2 separate regions of the Homo sapiens genome follow, and region 2 is linked to region 1. Evidence: read pairs that join two places in POLR2A ChIA-PET (ENCODE). Cell type or tissue: Panc1. All regions are shown on one strand. Links, peaks and the distances in the headings refer to the core of each region. The heading gives the core; the rest is flanking DNA. Region 1 overlaps CCDC57 (coiled-coil domain containing 57). Region 2 has its middle 5.5 kb from the start of SECTM1.

Region 1 (4,385 bases), core at 199-4,198:
GCACCGGGCAGCCGCTCAGAGCCCACGCGCTCTCCCCCAGCAGCGGCTCTCTAGGAGGATGACCCCACAAACTTGACTGCCTCACCTTCTGTCTGAGTCGTGTCACCAGCAGGTTTAGGAGCTGCACTCTGTCCCCGAGCTTCCTGAGTGCCAGTCCAGAGGATACTGGGCCAGCTTGGACAGATCCTCCTGCTTGACCAGCTTGGACAGACCCTCCGGCTTGACCAGCTTGGGCAGACCCTCCTGCAGAGAAGAGTGGCTTCTGTCAGCTCATACCTGAGAACAAAGGAAGACCTTTCTGGGGAGACACACATCTCTATCAGCTCTCCCTTTCCCGTGAGGCCATGGCACCAGCGGCTGACCCCAATGCGAAGCTGTTCTTCATTGGAGTCAGCAGATCTGGTCCACGTGAAGATTAGAGATGCTGTACAGAAAGCATAATCCTCATGTAAAGAAAGCAAGAATCCTTGTAGGAAAAAGTCTGACCTTACCACGTAATGTCTGATAGAGACCAATTGCTCCAGTCTGTCCAAGTAAAGAGCCACTTGCTTGGAAATGAAGAAAAAAGATGCCACATAACACAGGGTCAAAGAAAAAAATCACAATGGACATTAACAACTATTTTGAATGGAAAGATAACAACAATACTACCTTAGAAACTTCAGGAATGAATCTAAAGCTGTCCTTCCAAGAATAATTACAGCTTTAGATAAATATTTTAGAAAAGAAGAAAGGCCAAAAACCAATGAGCTAAACATTCATCTCAAGAAATTAGAGGGGCCAGGTGCAGTGGCCCATCCCTGTCATCTCATCACGTTGGGAGGCTGAGGCAGGAGGATCCCTCGATCCCAGGAATTCAAGGTTACAGTGAGCTATGACTGAGCCACTGCACTCCAGCCTGGATAACAGAGCGAGACCCTGTCACACACACACACAGAAAAATAAATTTAAAAAGAATGACCAAATTAAAGCCAAATAGGGCCAGGCACGGTGGCTCACGCCTGTAATCTCAGCACTTTGGGAGGCTGAGGTGGGCAGATCGCCTGAGGTCAGGAGTGGGAGACCAACCTGGCCAATGTGGCAAAACCCTGTCTCTGCTAAAAAAAAAATACAAAAATTAGCCAGGCGTGGTGGTGCGCCCCTGTGGTCTCAACTACTCGGGAGGCTGAGGCACGAGAATCGATTGAACTCGGGAGGCGGAGGTGGCAGTGAGCCAAGATTGTGCCACTACACTCCAGCCTGGGTGACAGAGTGAGACTCTGTCTCAAAAAAAACAAAAACAAACAAACAAAAAAACGCCAAATAAAGTAGGAGGAAGAAAAGATAACGTTAGTATTAGATACTGAGGAAACAGAAAATAAATGTATAATAGAGAATCAACAAAATCAACAGTTGATTCTTTGAGAAGGCTAAAATAAACACCCAATAATACTAAGCAAGGAAAAAATAGAAGCAAATGACCAATATAATTAATGGCAAAAAGGAGTCAACACTTCAGATCCCACAGACATTTAAAAACTCATAGGATACTATAAGCAACTTTATGTCAAAAATTTGAAAATTTAGATGAAATGGACAATTTCTTAGTAAAATATAACATCAAAAATGTACAAAAAAGAAAATCCAAATGTCCTACAACTATGAAAAAAACTGAATACACAATTTTAAACCTTCCCACAAGGAAAACTCCAGGCCCAGCTGGTTTCAAAGTTGAATTCTACCAATTATTTAAGAAAAATTAATATAAGTCTGATACAAACTTTTTTAGAAAACGGAAAAATAGAGAATACTTTCCAACATATTTATGAGGCCAGCGTAACTCTGATTCCAAAACCTCCCATGAACATTATGAGAATTGAAAATTATGGGCCAGTCTTACTCATGAACATAAATGTGATAATTCTCAATAAAACACTGGCAAACCAAGCTGGGTGTGGTGGCTCACACCTGTAATCCCAGCTACACAGGAGGCCAAGGCAAGAAGATGGCTTGAGCCCAAGAGTTCAAGAATAGCCTGGTCAAAGAGCGAGACTGTGTCTCATTTAAACAAAAAACAAAAGAAGTATCAGCAAACCAAATCTGTCAAACTATAAAAAGAAGAATCTATCACTACATGTTGAATTCATCCCAGAACTGCACGGGCGGTTTAACCCGACGGAGCCCCTACAGTCCACCCGCATTTTGCCTGCTAATCTCAGCTAAAGGCCCAGCCAGAACACAAAAAGCCTCACTAGGGGAAAATTCTGAACAGTGAGAAATGAAGGCTGAGTGTCTAGGGGCCTCGGATCCCAGGGGTGGCTGGCAAGGAGTCCCTCGTCTCCTTCCTGCACACACTGGCCTGGTGCTAGGCAGCCACAACCCAGAGCTCAGACCAAAAAAAAAAAAGGCCGAAGAGAAGCTGCTCCTGGGACCAACGGAGCAAGAAGACGGGGACGTGCAGGTGGAGCCCTTGGGACCACACCTGCCCTCCTGCCAGCCCATGGTCCTGCAGCCTGCTGTGGACAAAGGCCAGCTGGGCTTCTGGGAGAGCATGTGGGGAGGGTCACAGGAGGAAGGAGGTCTGCGTGAAGACCCCTGAGGAGCTGCCGTGTAAAACCAGCCAGAATCCACAGAACCAGCACAGCAAAACCTCTGACAACCGGGCCTGGCGGGGGACACTGCCCAGGATTTAACTGGCCACTTGGTAGCTCATGTATGGGCAGAGGAAAATAGCATCATCAAGGCTCTGGAAAGTAATGGACATTCAAACCTCAGCCCACCAGAGCGGGCCAGGATGCGCAGTGTGAACCCAGAAAGGCTGACTACCTGACAAAAGAAAAGACAGAATTAACATAGATTTAATAAGAACTGGAATTTCATAATGTGACACTCAAAATGTCCATGATACAGTAACAAATTACAGGAGGCTGCTTGTAATTCCAGTACTTTGGGAGGCCAAGGCAGGAGGATCACTTGAGCCAAGGAGTTTTGAGAACAGCCTTGGCAATATAGTGAGACTCCATCTCTGATTAAAAAAAAAATTACTCGTCATATTAACAACCAAGAAAATCTCAATGTGAATGAAATAGACAACACCAAGATGACACAGACATTGGAATTATGGGATGAAGATTTTAAAGCAGCAGTCATAACAAAACTCCAGCAAGTTACTGGGGAGGGTAGAGGTGAGAGAATTGCTTGAAGCCAATAGTTTAAGATCAGCCTGGGCAACATAGTGAAACCCCATCTCTACAAAAAAAAAAAAAAAATTAGCTAGGCATGGAGGTGGTATGTACCTATAACCCCAGCTCTTCAGCAGTCTGAGGCAGGAGGGTCACTTGAGCCCAGGAGGCCCAGGCTGCAGTGAGCCATGATAATGCCGTTGCACTCCAGCGTGGGTGACAGATCGAGACCCTGTCTCTAAAAAAAACAAACAAATACACAAACAAAAAACTCCAGCAAGCAATTTAATACACTCTAAAACTTATGGCAAAATGAAAGTTCCAGTAAAGTAAGATATAAAGAAAACTAAGGCCAACTGTGATGGCTCATGCCTGTAATCCAAACACTTTGGGAGGCTGAGGCAGGAGGATCAATTGAGGCCAGGAGTTCAAGACCAGCCTGGGCAACATAGTGATACTCCATCTCTACAAATATAAAAAGAAATTAGCTGGGTGTGGTGGTGCACACCTGTAGCCTGTAGTCCCAGTTACTTGGCAAGCTAAGGTGGGAGGGTCCCTTGAGCCCAGGGGGTCAAGGCTGCAGTGAGCTATGACCATACTACCACACTCCAGACTGGACAACAGAGCAAGGCCCTGTCTCAAAAACAACAACCACAACAACAACAACAAAAAAAAAGGAAAAAGAAACCCAAAATGGAAATTTTAGAAACAGAAACAAAAATCTCACTGAATGGGCTCCACAGCAAAATGGAAATGACAAAAGCAAGCACTGATAAACCTGAAGAACAGAGGAAAAGAAACTGTCCAATTTGAACAAGAGAGAAAACAAATTGAAAAGAAACAAAACACAGCCTCAGGGACCAGCAGGACAATAACAAAAGACCAAACGTTTGTGTCCTCAGAGCCCCAGAAGGAAAGAGTGTGGAGCCGAAAAAATTACTTGAAAAATAATGAATGAAAACTTCTGAAATTTGGTGAAAGACATAAACCTTCAGATCAATATCAAAAAGAATAAACCAAAGAAATCTATGCCCAGATACAACATAATGAAATTTCTGAAAACTAAAGACAAAAATTCTTTTTTTTTTTTTTGAGATGGATTTTTGCTCTTGTAGCCCAGGCTGGAGTGCAGTGGCGCGATGTCGGCTCACTGCAACCTCCACCTCCCGGGTTCAAGCGATTCTCCTGCCTCAGCCTCCCAAATAGCTGGGATCACAGGTGTCC
Region 2 (4,385 bases), core at 135-4,134, 170 kb after region 1:
CCCCGGCCACCTGGGGGCCGCCCCCCAAAGCCCTCGGCCCGTGGACAGACTCGCAGCCTCCTGGGAGCCGAGCCAACCGGCCCCACAGATTTGTGCATGACTCAGTTGTACCCACTGCTCACTGGCTGGAAGGGTCTCACGGGTCCTTCCAACATGTAATATTCTCTGACTGTTGGGAGCAAGGGTCTCTGCAGGTGTCCCTCCTGTCAAGGTGTCAGTGGGGTAGGTTAGGTCTTTTATATACTTGTCAATTTTTTTTTTTTAAGACGGAGTCTCGCTCTGTCGCCCAGGCTGGAGTGCAGTGGCACGATCTCAGCTCACTGCAAGCTCCGCCTCTCGGGTTCACGCCATTCTCCTGCCTCAGCCTCCCCAGCAGCTGGGACTACAGGCGCCCGCCACCACGCCCAGCTAATTTTTTGTATTTTTATATACTTGTCAATTTGTATGGGCTTGAGCTATCAGTAATTAAGAGAGATAGGTTGGAATGGCCTCCTATGGTGGGGGCTTAGCAGCCTCTTCTTGTGGTTCTAGGAATTTTTAATCATATATTTGGAGGCTTTTTTTTTTTAAGAGATGGGGTCTCCTGTAGTTGACCAGGCTGGCTTGCAGTGGCTGTTCACTGGCAGGATCGTAGCTCAATGTACCCTGACCTTCTGGGCTCAAGCGATCCTCCAGCCTCAGCTTTCTGAGTAGCTGGCACCACAGGCAGGCACCACAGATAAAAAGTCTAAAATGTTTGCTTCAGTCTTTGTCGTTTTGTTGCTCTTGTTCTTGTCTTGTGCTAACCTAATTCTAATTTATCTATTTTATAATATTCGGAAGTTTTAAAATATGAGGCTAATTTTAAATTCTTACCCAGCATGTGTTTCTGCTTTTGGTGGAATCCACAACCCAGCTTGTTATTTTCCACCTGAAAAGGCTGTGCTCCTCGAACATCCAGTTATGTTGCCCTGAGCCCCTTCACTTGCCAATCTTCTTGGTATTTCTTTTGGGATTTCACTGTCTTTATAGCTTCACTTTATTTTAATTCTATTTATTTATTTATTTGGGGGGGATGGAGTCTCACTATGTTGCCCAGGCTGGAGTGCAATGGCACGATCTCACCTCACGCAACCTCCACCACCCGGGTTCAAGTAATTCTCCTGCCTCAATCTCCCTAGTAGCTGAGATTAGAGGCGTGCACCTGGCTAATTTTTGTATTTTTAGTAGAGACGGGGTTTTGCCGTGTTGGCCAGGCTGGTCTCTAACTCCTGACCTCATAATCTACCCACCTTGGCCTCCCAAAGTGCTGGGATTACAGGCGTGAGCCACCGTGCCCAGCTGTTATAGCTTAATTTTAGAAAGAATGGCATTTTTAGGGCTGGGTGCGATGGCTCATGCCTGTAATCCTAGCACTCTGGGAGGCTGAAGTGAGACAATCTCTTGAGGCCAGGAATTTGAGACCAGCTTGGACAACACAGTGAGACCCATCTTCACAAAAATAAAATAATGAGCCGGGCGTGGTGGCCAGTGCCTGTAGCCCCAGCTACTTGGGAGGCTGAGGTAGGAGGATCTCTTGAGCCTGGGAGGTCGAGGCTGCATTGAACCGAGATCAGGCCACTGCACTGTAGCCTGAGCAACAGAGCGAGACCCTGCCTCAAAGAGAGAGAGAGAGAGAGAGAAAGAGAGAAAGAGAAAATACTTTTAATAGTAATCCTTCCTAGCCAATGAGATAGGAATGCTGGGTGGTCATAGGAGAAATGAGAAATATCAAACAGTAATCTTGCAGAAAAGCAAGAAAGCAGCTGTTAGAATGAGCCACAGAAAGCAACTGTTAGAATGAGCCACGGAAAGCAGCTGTTAGAATGAGCCATGGAAAGCAGCTGTTAGAATGAGCCACGGAAAGCAGCTGTTAGAATGAGCCACAAAGGCAGGGATGAGCCCGGACTGATGAGACCCTCGACCCCACAAGCAGGAGAGGCTACGTTGGAGGAGGCTGGCCGGATCCACCGTGGCACTAGGCTTGACCTGTGCCCACCCCAGACCTAATTGCACACTGACTGCCATTCACAATCACGTACACACCAGCGTCACGGCAGATCCAACCATGCCCATATTTAGTATAAAAATATCTGGCACCCCAATTCTAAGAAATCGTCACCTTTTTCCTAGAAAATCTAATGATTATTCCACCCTCTAACTAGGAAAGCCCATAAAATAGAAACTCAGGCCTCGTTGTGTGTGACTCACTCTCGGAGCACGCCCGTGCCTCTCCTGTGCGCAGGCATTCACTTCACAATAAAAGCTTCTTGCCTTTTGTCTCATTCCTACTCATCCCGAATTCTTCCTCATGATGGTGTCAAGAACCTGGACACCGGCTGGCACTGGGGCTGGCATCTCGCCGGCATCTGCAGACCCTTCTCAGTCCTCCGGCCACAGAGCTGCTGCTTTCCGTCTGACTTAAGCGTCATGGCCGTGCCTGTCCCGGCCAGGAATCCTGTCAATGGCCGTGCCCAGCCCTGCTTGCTCTGCGGAGCCCTGGACTCAGGGGAGCCTCCAATGTGCCCCCAGGACGGTGCTCCGTGCAGGAGGAGTGGTCTGACCACATTCTACTCTCTCCCCTTGGCTGCCTGCCCCTTGATTCCTGGAATTCCCAGAGAATCAGGACGCTGTTCCCGGGAAGACTCTAACCACCAGCAAATGCCCAGGTCCGAGGGTGCCCAAGGTCGCAGGTCCTGGATCTGAAGCTTCCTGGAGATGCCTCCTCCAGCCTCATGGGGAGAGGAGGGAGGGTTCCCAAAGACACCCAAGAGTGAGGATCTGGTTCTGGGCTGCTGGAGAGGAGACGCCTCTGGGAGACCCCCCCAGAGTCCCTGTGCCCCCAAAAGCCCTGCCCCCAACCCCTCCCCCAGTGCTTCTCTGTGCCCTCTCACCAGTGCCTCCCCCAGTGTCCTCTCCCCCCAGTGCCCTCCCCCAGTGCCCTCCCCTGGTATCCTCTCCCCCGTGCCCTCCCCCAGTGCCCTCTACCTTGCCCTCCCCCAAGTGCCCTCCCCTGGTGTCCTCTCCCCCTCTGCCCTCCCCCAGTACCCTCCCCCATGCCCTCCCCCAATGCCCTCTCCCCCAGTGCCCTCCCCCCAGTGCCTTCTTCCCCTGTGCCCTCCCCCCATGTCCTTCCCCCACACCCTCTTCCCCTGTGTCCTCCCTCTGTGCCCTCTTCCCCTGTGCCCTCCCCAGTGCCCTCCCCTGTGTTCTTCCCCAGTGCCCTCTTCCCCATGCCCTCCCCCTGTGCCCTCCCCCCAGTGCCTTCTTCCCCTGTGCCCTCCCCCCATGTCCTTCCCCCACACCCTCTTCCCGTGTCCTCCCTCTGTGCCTCTTCCCCTGTACCCTCCCCCAGTGCCCTCCCCAGCTTCCTCACACCCAGTTCCCCCATGCTGAGAGGCTGTCAGTGATGGAGGTTTGGGGTGGCATTAGACCACCTCCCAGGAAGGGCGAGGAAGCATTTCTGTAACATCAGAATGCGGCAGCAGAACTTCCCTGAGGAGCCGCTGCCCAGAAGAGCTTCCCCCTGACGGTCTTTCTAGGATGAGATTGTCCCGCACCTGCCTCCCCATCTCCTGTCTCGGTTAAATCCCTCTCCGAGGGCATGGGAATGATAGTTGTCTTTGTTCAGCGTATCCGAGATTTTTTTTTTTTTTTTTTGAGACAGAGTCTGGCTCTGTCACCCAGGCTGGAGTGCAGTGGCGTGATCTCGGCTCACTGCAACCTCCACTTCCTGGGTTCACACCATTCTCTTGCCTCAGCCTCCCGAGTCGCTGGAACTACAGGCGCCCGCCACCACGCCCGGCTAATTTTTTGTATTTTTAGTAGAGACGGGGTTTCACCGTGTTAGCCAGGATGGTCTCAATCTCCTGACCTTGTGATCTGCCCGCCTCGGCTTCCCAAAGTGCTGGGATTACAGGCATGAGCCACCACGCCTGGCCAAGAAAAATGGATTCTTATTGCACTGATGCAACCAACTGTATCACCATAAGAGTACTCACAAATAGTTTCCAAATTCTAGAGGAACCAGGGAGAGAAACAAACATGCTCCAAATTTTGTTCACAGGAGAGTACCTTGCTCAATTATTAAAGGCCGTGAACAGTTCAAGTTTCTTTGACTCTGAAAAACAAAACAAGGATCAGCAATATTCTAAAAGGTGCTTTCTGAGGGCCGTCCATTTAGTTCACTTTTTTTTTTGAGATGGAGTCTCGCTCTGTCCCCCAGGCTGGAGTGCAGTGGTGTGACCTCAGCTCACTGCAAGCTCCACCTCCTGGGTTCACACCATTCTCCAGCCTCAGCTTCCTCAGCCTGTAGCTGGGACTACAGGCGCCCGTCACCATGCCCGGCTAATTTTTTGTATTTTCAG

Evidence for each region. Peaks named below come from ENCODE experiments on the same cell type or tissue, not always from the same donor. Only the 100,000 strongest peaks of a DNase experiment are listed, where the experiment ranks them.
Region 2: POLR2A ChIA-PET joins it to region 1 with 8 read pairs; 2 of 35 experiments call an interaction of 5 or more read pairs at or near these places.

The regions. Positions count from the first base shown.
Region 1 is chr17:82,163,115-82,167,499 of GRCh38, forward strand. It overlaps CCDC57 (coiled-coil domain containing 57), which reads right to left. Exons shown (of 19, transcript NM_001394669.1): 13 at 86-243. Among named protein-coding and RNA genes, the nearest start is that of CCDC57, 48 kb to the right of the region's middle. In Panc1, for the core only: no CTCF peak of the experiment used is centred there; no DNase peak of the experiment used is centred there.
Region 2 is chr17:82,337,040-82,341,424 of GRCh38, forward strand. No RefSeq gene overlaps it. Among named protein-coding and RNA genes, the nearest start is that of SECTM1, 5.5 kb to the left of the region's middle. In Panc1, for the core only: no CTCF peak of the experiment used is centred there; a DNase peak (open chromatin) is centred at 2,256; H3K4me3 peaks cover 1,124 bases; H3K27ac peaks cover 1,626 bases.